2 separate regions of the Homo sapiens genome follow, and region 1 is linked to region 2. Evidence: read pairs that join two places in POLR2A ChIA-PET (ENCODE). Cell type or tissue: GM12878. All regions are shown on one strand. Links, peaks and the distances in the headings refer to the core of each region. The heading gives the core; the rest is flanking DNA. Region 1 has its middle 3.8 kb from the start of LINC02692. Region 2 overlaps TRAF2 (TNF receptor associated factor 2).

The links. Peaks named below come from ENCODE experiments on the same cell type or tissue, not always from the same donor. Only the 100,000 strongest peaks of a DNase experiment are listed, where the experiment ranks them.
Region 1: POLR2A ChIA-PET joins it to region 2 with 7 read pairs; 6 of 35 experiments call an interaction of 5 or more read pairs at or near these places.

The regions. Positions count from the first base shown.
Region 1 is chr9:136,962,976-136,968,342 of GRCh38, forward strand. No RefSeq gene overlaps it. Among named protein-coding and RNA genes, the nearest start is that of LINC02692, 3.8 kb to the right of the region's middle. RefSeq lists an enhancer at 4,992-5,367. In GM12878, for the core only: no CTCF peak of the experiment used is centred there; a DNase peak (open chromatin) is centred at 2,864.
Region 2 is chr9:136,893,912-136,899,220 of GRCh38, forward strand. TRAF2 (TNF receptor associated factor 2) reads left to right here. Exons shown (of 11, transcript NM_021138.4): 2 at 4,802-5,017. The coding sequence starts at 4,830. Among named protein-coding and RNA genes, the nearest start is that of MIR4479, 9.8 kb to the left of the region's middle. In GM12878, for the core only: no CTCF peak of the experiment used is centred there; no DNase peak of the experiment used is centred there; H3K27ac peaks cover 917 bases.

The DNA.
Region 1 (5,367 bases), core at 60-5,059, 69 kb after region 2:
CATGCCAGATACATGTGAACACACAGAGGCACACACGTGTGCACACAGGCACACACAGGCACACGTGTACACACACAGGCACTCACAGGCACACCCATGCATGCACACACGCACACACGTGCACAGGTACACACATGCACACAGGCACACACAGGCACATATACACACACGCGCGCATGCACACAGGGCCTTTGCTCTGTGATACAGTCTCCCTTGTTTCTTCTGAAACATCTCCCAAGGGATGTGGACGTGTGGGCCCCGTTGGAGAGGAATGCTGGTGGAAAAAGCTATTTTGTTTTGCAGGAAATTGTCTTATTTCTTAGGTTTGTGTGGATTAACTGGGATTTGGGTTTTTTCCATCCAGCCAGCAACTGTGCACTTCAGTGGTGATCAGAGCGGGTCCCTGGCTCTGTCCCCACGGGGACTCTGCCCTGGGAGGGGGCTCAGGGTTGTAGGGATCCTCAGGCCGGACCCCGAGTTGGCTGGGAGGATGCCGATGAGCGTCTTGCCCCGTCCCTGCCTGACTCGGGACACAGAGCCCAGGGCCTGGGAGTGCTCAGGGCAGGAGACGCGGCAGATGCCAGCATGAGGACGGCCCAGCCTGGCAGACAGATGTCAGACAGAGGAAGAGGAGGCAGTCCACATGCCAGTGGGGCCAGAGGCCAGCACAGAGCACCCTTCCCATGGGGTCTGAGTCCTTGTGGGATGAAAGAACCCCACACTGGATGGTGAAGCCGGCGGGTCCTTCCGCATTCAAGGCAGGCGTCCTCTTTCTGTCGATGGGGCCCCAGGCCTGCCCTGGAGCCATCGCTGACCTCCCAAACCAGGAAAGGCCACGAGCCCAGGAGATGGGGCCGGCTGGGGGCAGGGAGGAGGAGAGGGCTGGGCTCTAAGGCCGGGCTGAGGATGTGGGCCTGGGGTCTGGGGGTTGCTGTTCCGGAGCCAGCGGAAGCCCCTGGATGAGGGGAGAACAGACTCCACCGCTGGGCGGCAAGGCGAGGCACGGGGTGGGTGGGCTGCAGGGCTGGGGCTGGGGGTCAGCTCAGGGAGCAGCAAGCAGGCTCGGGGAACCCCTTCAGAGGCACCTGGGAGTTGGGGGAGGGGGCCCATCTCATACCCACACTGTCCTGTGACCCTTCCAGGGGGGACCATCCCAGGCCTGGCAGGGGAGAGGGAGCACCGTGCCCACCCTGGCCCTGGAGGTGGTTCTGGGGCTTGGGGTAGTTTCTCTTCTGCTCTCCCCCTCCCCTCAGGCTGGACAGCGCCGGGGTTCAGCCCCCTGTGACCGTGGGGCACCCTGGGCAGACGCTCGCTGACCAGGGGCCCTGCAGGCCTGGCGCTGACCTCAGACGGGCAGGGGGTCTGTGAACCCAACGATTGCTGCCTTGGGCAGCTGTAGGCGTGGCAGTGCCCCAGGGTTCAGCACCTGCCTGACCACACGGCATCAAAGCCGCCTGTCCTCCCCAGCCCCCGCACAACCTGCCACTCCCTGCTCGGCAGAGGAAGGAGACTCGGGCCACACCCAGGGAGGGACCTCCTCTGGCTCGACATGGAAACCTAGGCTGTAGCTCCCTGCTTCCCCGGCTGTGTTTGTGTGGCCTGGTGGCTGAATCTGCACAGAGAGCAGGACGCCAGGTGCGCTCCCGGGAAGCTGTCCTAGAGAGGGGCCGGACCGCACACCTGGCGCTGGAAGCCTCCATGACTGGATGTTTGCAAGAAACAGAAAGAAACTTCTGTCCAGTCTCAGCCACAGGCACGCCAGGTCCTCTGCTGCCTTGCCGCAAGCTCGGGGGTTTCAGTGAGACCCTCTCCCACTCCCACGGCCTCGAGTGGACCAGGTAGCCCTGGTGTTGCTCCCTGGGTGCTCTTGACCCCCCAAGGCGGCTACAGGAAGGAGAAAGGCCTATCTTGAAAGGACTGGAAAACAGTGCGTCAGTATTTTAAAAATTAAGCTACACCATCATAGGACCTGGCTATTGCCTTCCTGGGTATTTACCCAAAAGAGATATAGCACACACCCACGCACGATGCGTGTGCCCACGGCGGCTTTATCTGTAATGGCCCCAAACTGGAAACACCCCCAGGTCCACCCACAGGTGAAGGAGAACAAATCGTGATGTATCTGTGCAACGCGACACTGCCCAGCAGTGAACGAAGGAGCTACTGATGCTCTCAACAACCTGCAAGCCCCAAAATAACCGCGTGGGGCAGAGGGCGGAGGGCGGAGGGCGGAGGGCGGAGGGCGTCAGGCAGCGAGAAAGGTGGTGCACGTGGACTGGACGCGAAGCCCCAGAAAGCCAGGCTCATCTCCAGCGACGGAAACACAGCAGTGGCCTGGGGGCAGGGGAGGTGGTGGAAAGAGGAGGGAGGGAGGGACTCCAGGGGGGCTCAGGGAATCTTTAGGGCGACCAACACAGCTGCCCCCTGATTGCAATGATAGTTTCGTGGGTGTGTGCGTCAAACCATATCGCAGAGGCCGGGCGCGGTGGCTCACGCCTGTAATCCCAGCGCTTTGGGAGGCAGAGGCGGGCGGATCACCTGAGGTCGGGAGTTCAAGACCAGCCTGGCCAACATGGAGAAACCCCGTCTCTACTAAAAGATACAAAAATTAGCCAGGTGTGGTGGCGGGTATCTGTAGTCCCAGCTACTCAGGAGGCTGAGGCAGGAGAATCACTTGAACCCAGGAGGCGGAGGTTGCGGTGAGCCCAGATCCCACCACTGCACTCCAGCCTGGCGACAAGAGCAAAACTCCATCTCAAAAAAAAAAAAAAAAAAACCATTTCGCAGAGAAGGACGCAGAAGCCAATGGAAAAGCTGCCAGTAGCTGCAGCTGGCCTGATGTGAGCCACAAAACCGGATGTGACAGTAGGGTGTGAGCCAAAGTGTAAAACACCTGAGGTCCACACGGATGTCAGTGAAGGGCTGTGCCCACCCATGGGAGAGCAGAGACAAATGATCTCGGTGCAGCAAAGTTGCAAATGTGTGTGGATTCCCCTTCCGGGGGAGGTGAGGGCCACACACAGGGACTTCATCCAGAGAGGACAGTTCAAAAAGAAAAAGACGGAGAGGTGCAGGGTTAGGGTGGGGGAACCTCAGCCAGGTGACCAAGGTCAACATGGGCAGTGAAGGTCGCGCTGATGGTGTCCCCCATGTGATGTGGTGGGAGGAAGCCCCGCCCCCATTCTCTTCCTCCCGACCATCACCGGATTCAGCGTGAGAAACTCAGCAGACGGAGCCCAACTGAGGGACGCCCCACAAACACCCGAGCAGCGCCCCTCAAGGCTGCTGAGGTCATCAAGGACCGGGAAAAGCTGAGAAACGTCACTCAGGAGGAGCCCGTGGAAGAGAGACAGAATGTCACGTGGTGTCCTGGAGAGAAAGGGACCTTCAGTAACTAAGGGAATCTGGAGAAAGCCTGGATGTCAGCTGACTCGACGTCCCAACACTGGCTCACTGATTGTGACAAAGGGACCATGAGAATTAGGACGCCAGCGAGAGGGAAACTGGGGGAGGGGCACGCAGGAACTCCCTGATCTGTCTTCACATTTTTTTTCTGTAAATATAAAACATTCTACACTGGGTGCAGTGGCTCATGCCTGTAATCCCAGCACTTTGGGAGGCTGAGGCAGGCAGATCACCTGAGGTCAGCAGTTTGAGACCATCCTGGCCAACATAGAGAAACCACGTCTCTACTAAAAATACAAAAATTAGCCAGGCATGGTGGCAGGTGCCTGTAATCCCAGCTACTCAAGAGGCTGAGGCAGGGGAATCACTTGAACCCGGGAGGGGAGGTTGCAGTGAGCTGAGATCGCACCACTGCGCTCCAGCCTGGGCAACACAGCAAGACTCCGTCTCTCTCTCTCTCTCTCTCTCTCTCTCTCTCTCTCTCTCTCTCTCTATATATATATATATATATATATATATATATATATATATATATATTTCTAAAGTAACTGTTTTTTTTTTTTAATTTTTATTTATTTATTTATTTTTGAGACAGAGTTTTGCTCTTGTTGCCCAGGCTGGAGTGCAATGGTGCGATTTTGGCTCACTGCAACCTCTGCCTCCTGGGTTCAAGCGATTCTCCTGCCTCAGCCTCCCGAGTAGCTGGGATTACAGGCACCCGCCATCTATGTCCGGCTAATTTGTGTATTTTAGTAGAGACGGGGTTTCACCATGTTGGCCAGGCTGGTCTTGAACTCCTGACCTCATGTGATCCACCTGCCTTGGCTTCCCAAAGTGCTGGGATTACAGGCGTGAACCACTGCGCCCGGCCCTATGTTAGTTTTTTATAGTTTTAAACTATATTAGTTTTTTCCAAGAGTCAGCTTTTGACTTGGATCTTCCTATTACATCTTTGTTTCTGTTTGTTTTTGTTTGTTTGTTTTTTGAGAGAGTCTCACTCTGTCACCCAAGTTGGAGTGTAGTGGCTCGATCTCGGCTCACTGCAAGCTCCACCTCCCGGGTTCACGCCATTCTCCTGCCTCAGCCTCCCAAGTAGCTGGGACTACAGGCGTCTACCACCCCTGAACCCGGAAGTTGCAGTGAGCCAAGATCATGCCACTGCACTCCAGCCTGGGCGACAGTGGAAGATACTATATCCAAAAAATAATAATAATAATAAAAGTTTACATTCAATAAATAAAATTTTTAAAAGGATATTTACATCAGTGTAGTATGTGAAGTAAACAAGAAAAAGATAAAACTCACTTTTTAAGTAAAAACAATGAGTCATGTTCTTGAAGTATGTTGTAATCTTTAAATATCAGAAAATTAAGGGAAGTTAATTTTTATTATTACTATTATTTTTTTTTGAGACACAGTCTTGCTGTCGCCTAGGCTGGAGTGCAGTGGTACGCTCTCCGCTCACTGCAAGCTCTGCCTCCCAGGTTCACGTCATTCTCCTGCCTCAGCCTCCCGAGTAGCTGGGACTACAGGTGTCCGCCACCACGCCCAGCTAATTTTTTGTATTTTTAGTAGAGACGGGGTTTCACCATGTTAGCCAGGATGGTCTCAATCTCCTGACCTCGTGATGTGCCTGTCTCAGCCTCCCAAAGTGCTGAGATTACAGGCATGAGCCACCGCACCCGGCCCCTATTACATCTTTGTTTCTATTTGTTTAATTCTCGGTCTGGTGAGGGTCAGCCCCCACCAAGGGTCCTGGCAGTTTCCCTTCTAGGCTCGCCCCTCCCCTGCCCACGCCCCGGCAGCCCTCACCCCAGCGTGGCTGGGCGGGTGGGGGAGGGGCTTCTTCCTGGGAGGGAGGGGCCCCTGAGCCCCCTGCACACCAGCCGGGCCCCATCTGTGACCTCTTTGCCACGCCTCTAATACCGCTCGCTTGCTCAGAGGGCACATGGCCGGGGGGTC
Region 2 (5,309 bases), core at 310-5,309:
GCTAATTTTTGTATTTTTACTAGAGATGGGGTTTCACCATGTTGGTCGGGCTGGTCTCAAACTCCTGACCTCGTGATTCTCCTGCCTTGGCCTCCGAAAGTGCTGGGATTACAGGTGTGAGCCACTGCGCCTGGCCTTTTTTTTTTTTTTTTTGAAATGGAGTCTTGCCTCATCGCCCAGGCTGGAGTGAAGTGGTATGATCTCAGCTCACTGCAACCTCTGCTTGCTGGGTTCAAGCAATTCTCCTGCTTCAGCCTCCACAGTAGCTGGGATTACAGGCACACACCACAATGTCCGGCTAATTTTTGTATTTTTAGTAGAGACAGGGTTTCACCATGTTGGCCAGGATGGTCTCGATCTCTTGACCTCGTGATCTGCCTGCTTCGGCCTCCCAAAGTGCTGGGATTACAGGCGTGAGCCACCGCACCTGGCTGGTAGTGGCCCTTTTTCAGGGGTTTACAGGTAAACTTTCCTTCCACTTTTTGAGATCTGGGGACATTACATGGGAGTTGGAGGCAAGTCTCGGAAGGCTGCTGGGCCTTGTCCTGGGCGCAGGCTTCTTAGGCCCACCTCAGGGTTGCCAAGGGGCAGGTGTGCAGATCCATAGGGACCAGCACCGGGGCTCTTCCAAGCAGGGCAAAGGTGTTAAGGGAACAGAGGAGAGCAGGGGGATTGGGGGCATCATGAGGATGGAGGGGGACAAGGCCAGATGGGGCTAAACCCAGTGGCCGGGTTTCCTTCTGAGTGCCCAGGATGTTCCTAGGGAGCCCTCAGTGAGGGGTGCCCTATTGTGGGTATGAAGGAGGAGCAGAGAGCAGGGTCGGGGCCAGAGAAGGGGCTAGTGCTGGCAGCATGGAGGCAGAGCCAGTGGAATTGGCCTGTGATTGGACAAGGAATGGGCTCAGAAAGCATCCTGGATAGCTGGGCATGGAGGTGCACTCACCTGTAGTCCCAGCCACTGGAGAAACTGGCGGGAGGATCGCTTGAGCCCAGGACTTCCAACCTGTAGTGTGCATGATCACACTTGTGAATAGACAGCGTACTCCAGCTAGGGAAACATAGTGAGACCCCTGTTTCTAAAGAAAAATGAAAGCCTCCTGGGTTTGGCTGAGTCCCTGGTGAATGGTGGAGCGGTCCTGAGAGCTGGGAAGACCTCTTTCTGGCACAGCAACCGGGGCAGAGGTGAGAGGAGAAGGGCCTCAGCAGTGTTCTGGCCTTTTGGGTTCATCCAAAACTTGCCGGTCCTGGGCCTGCTGGGAGAGGTCAGCCCCTTTCAGGTGAGCAGCTCTGGGGCCGGGTGACCCACGCCACCGTGTCGGGCACACAGTGGTGCTTCGTTTTCCTCACTCCTGGGGCCACAGCCTTCCTGCTGCGGTTCTGCCTGGTGGGTGGGTCCATGCTGCTTTGAGGAGGCAAGTGACCTAAGGCTTCCGGGACACTCTTTTGGCAACTTGGGCCTTGGAAGGACAGCAGAGCAGGTGTGCAGTGTTAGGACCTGTGGCTGAGCTGACCTAACAGCCTGCCTGGAGGCATCAGTCAGGCTCAAGTAGAACAGCAAGGCCCCCATCTTGGGGCTGTCGTCCAGGCACAGAGCGGTCAGCATCTACTGTCCTTCCTGGAGAAAAAAGGGAAAATGCATTTGTCATTTAAATGTTGGAATGGGCCAGGCACGGTGGCTCCTACCTGGAATCCCAGCACATTGGGAGGGCAAGGTTGGATCACATGAGGCCAGGAGTTTAAGACCATCCTGGCCAACATGGTGAAACCCCATCTGAAAAATACAAAAAATTAGCCACCTGTGGTGGCGGGTACCTGTGGTCCCAGTTACTTGGGAGGCTGAAGCATGAGAATTGCTTGAACCCAGGAGGTGGAGGTTGCAGTGACAGATTGCTCCACTGCACTCCAGCCTAGGTGACAGAGCGTAAGACTCTGTTTAAGGAAAAAAAAAAAAAAAAAAAAGGAATGGTTCTGAGAAGTCATTCCTTAAGTAAATAAATTGCCACCCCAGGTTGCCCTCTTGGGAGGGGACTCTGGAGGCCGCCCTCCACCCTTAGGCCAGGGCCTGTCAGTCCCTGCCTCCCTGGGCTGCCTCCTGGGGATCTCAGCCGACACCATGCCCCTGTCCTTCCTCCACCTCTTTCCCAGGTTGCTCTGCCTGCAGTCCACCTTCTAGGAGTGAGCCCCCCCACCCCCACTGGAAGTCCCTCTCTAGCTGTCCCCAGTTCCCTGAATCAAGACTGCTTCCCTGCCAGAGAGATGACCCCAATTCCTGCCTCCTCTCACTAGGCTCTCAGGGGCCGGGACTGGGGACAGAGCATACTTAGAGCTAGCCCTGGCCCTCGGGCTGCTTTTGGAAGGAGGAGCATGGCAGGCGAGCATCAGGTGACACGTGCCCCCACGGGGAGCGCAAGAAGGCACTGGAGGCTGTTGCGAAGGAGCAGTGGGTTTCGGGTCCTCATGACCGGCCCTGGTTCCGGGTGTGAGGCTGTGGAGACGCATGGGTCTGCCTTTCTCATCCGCAGCTTCCTGTTGCTACTTGGGAAGCTCCATGTTTGCTGTCCGGTTGTGTTTCGAGTCTGTTCTCTTGGGCGTCTGTGCCGTGGAAGTTCCTTGTGCTTGATAGGGCCAGCACGTGTGAACAATCTTCACTTCAGCTAGAAGCTTTGAAGTCTTTGGACTCAAGCTTTACCCAAACCGCTTATAAGGTTGGGGGGAACCGAGTGCCTGTCTCTCCCCGCTTTTTTTTTTGAGTGGAGTCTCGCTCTGTCACCCAGGCTGGAGCACAGTGGCGCGATCTTGGCTCACTGCAACCTCAGCCTCCTGAGTAGCTGGGACTACAGGCGCCCGCCGCCACGCCCGGCTAATTTTTTGTATTTTTAATAGAGACGGGGTTTCACCGTGTTAGCCAGGATGGTCCCGAACTCCTGATCTCATGATCTGCCCACCTCGGCCTCCCAAAGTGCTGAGATTACAGGCGTGAGAGTTGTAGTTCGTTGAGAGGGAGACAGACCTCGAGGAAATGCTTGGTGTGCCTGCCGGGTGACTGCTCGCTCTCCTTGTCTGCTCACTCTGCCCAGTGAATGGGTCTAGGCATCCTCATTGTTCCCTTCCTCTGTCCTCAACATCAGCCCAACCCTGACCAGGCCCCTTCCTGAGGTTCCCACACAACAGGGGCTCCATGTTCAGAAGGGGAGAGAGAAACCCACCTGGGGATGCTCTGTAAGGAGAGCAGAGCCCAGTGGAGTCTCTGCCCGGGACGCTGAGGGAGGAAGAGCTGCGGTTAATTCAAAAGGAAGGGTGAGGTGCAGGTATTGGCTGGATGATGCTCAGAGAAGCAGGAAGAGTGGGCATGGCACTGAGTGGCTGAGGCCATCACTGGTGGCCTTGGTGCTTAGGCAGAAGGAGAGGGCATGGTGCAGGGCGCTGAGGCCGTCTGTGGCTGCCTTGGTGGGGCTTACTGAGTTCTAGTGGACAGCAAGGTGCCAGGGCAGGGCTGGCACATGGAGGGCTCTGAAGGCCATGTGTATCGTCTGAAGTGAGGGAAACCCGTGGTAGCTAAAGGGAATGCACTAGCCAGCCCCAGGTGCGCCACATTCCTGCTCTAGGGGCTGGAGGGAAACCCGTGGTAGCTAAAGGGAATGCACTAGCCAGCCCCAGGTGTGCTACGTTCCGCTCTCGGGGCTGGAGGGGAACCCGTGGTAGCTAAAGGGAGTGCACTAGGCAGCCCCAGGTGTGCTACGTTCCCGCTCTCGGGGCTGGAGGGAAACCCGTGGTAGCTAAAGGGAATGCACTAGGCAGCCCCAGGTGTGCTACGTTCCCGCTCTCAGGGCTGGAGGGGAACCCGTGGTAGCTAAAGGGAGTGCACTAGCCAGCTCCAGGTGTGCTACGTTCCGCTCTCGGGGCTGGAGGGGAACCCGTGGTAGCTATAGGGAGTGCACTAGCCAGCCTCAGGTGTGCTACGTTCCCGCTCTCGGGGCTGGAGGGGAACCCGTGGTAGCTAAAGGGAGTGCACTAGCCAGCCTCAGGTGTGCTACGTTCCCGCTCTCGGGGCTGGAGGGGAATCCGTGGTAGCTATAGGGAGTGCACTAGCCAGCCTCAGATGTGCTACGTTCCCGCTCTCAGGGCTGGAGGGGAACCCGTGGTAGCTAAAGGGAGTGCACTAGCCAGCTCCAGGTGTGCTACATTCCCGCTCTCGGGGCTGGAGGGGAACCCGTGGTAGCTAAAGGGAGTGCACTAGCCAGCCCCAGGTGTGCTACATTCCCGCTCTAGGGGCTGGTCTGGCGGCATGGCTCTCTCCTGAGTGCCTTCAGAGCCTGAGTGCCAGCAGGCAGGCGTCTCCTGCCCAGTGGGTTTGGTAAGATATATTTCAGAAGGCATCCACCACTCTAAAACATGCTTATTGCAGGAACCATGGGGGAGACCAAAGGGCCTAGAGCCTTGAGAACCTCTGACCATTAGTGTTAACAGGAAGGCAGCCTGTTCCCCTAGCTGGGGAGGGGGTTGTGCGTGGCAGGAAGCCCGTGCGTCTGTGTCTCTTTGGAGCTGTGGGTTGGTTGTGTGGATGCCAGCTGTGTGGTCCCCAGCCTCACTGAGCCTGAGTTTCCATACTAGCGGCGGGAGATGGGACTAGAGGGTCTCCAAGGCTCCCTGAAGCTCTGCGATTCTGCTTCTCTGAGTCTTGACCGCAGGTCAGTGGGGACCCGGCCCCTCACCATCGCCTGCTACTGATCACCATTGGTTTGGTTTTGTCTCGAGGACTGTTCTGGAATTGAGGTGTAACGTGCTGTGTGTTCTTCCTTAGGGCTTTGTTCGCGGGGGTCACAGCTCTCATGGCTGCAGCTAGCGTGACCCCCCCTGGCTCCCTGGAGTTGCTACAGCCCGGCTTCTCCAAGACCCTCCTGGGGACCAAGCTGGAAGCCAAGTACCTGTGCTCCGCCTGCAGAAACGTCCTCCGCAGGCCCTTCCAGGCGCAGTGTGGCCACCGGTACTGCTCCTTCTGCCTGGCCAGCATCCTCAGGTGCATGGGGCCTGCAGGCTGGGAGGAGGGGCAGGCAGGCTAGGCTGGTTTTAGAGCCACGCTGCCCAGCCTGGTAGCTCCCAGCAGAGCCGGGTCCAGCTTAGATGTGCTCCAGTTATCGATACTCCCTGGATTTCGGAGGTTTACCACAAAGAATGTAAAATTAATAATTTTAAAATAGCAATTTGAAATACGATTTTGGATACATGGGGTTAAATATAGTACGTCATTACAGTTAATTTTATCTTTTTATTATTTTTAATGTGAGTACTGGAAAGTTTAAAGTGCCACC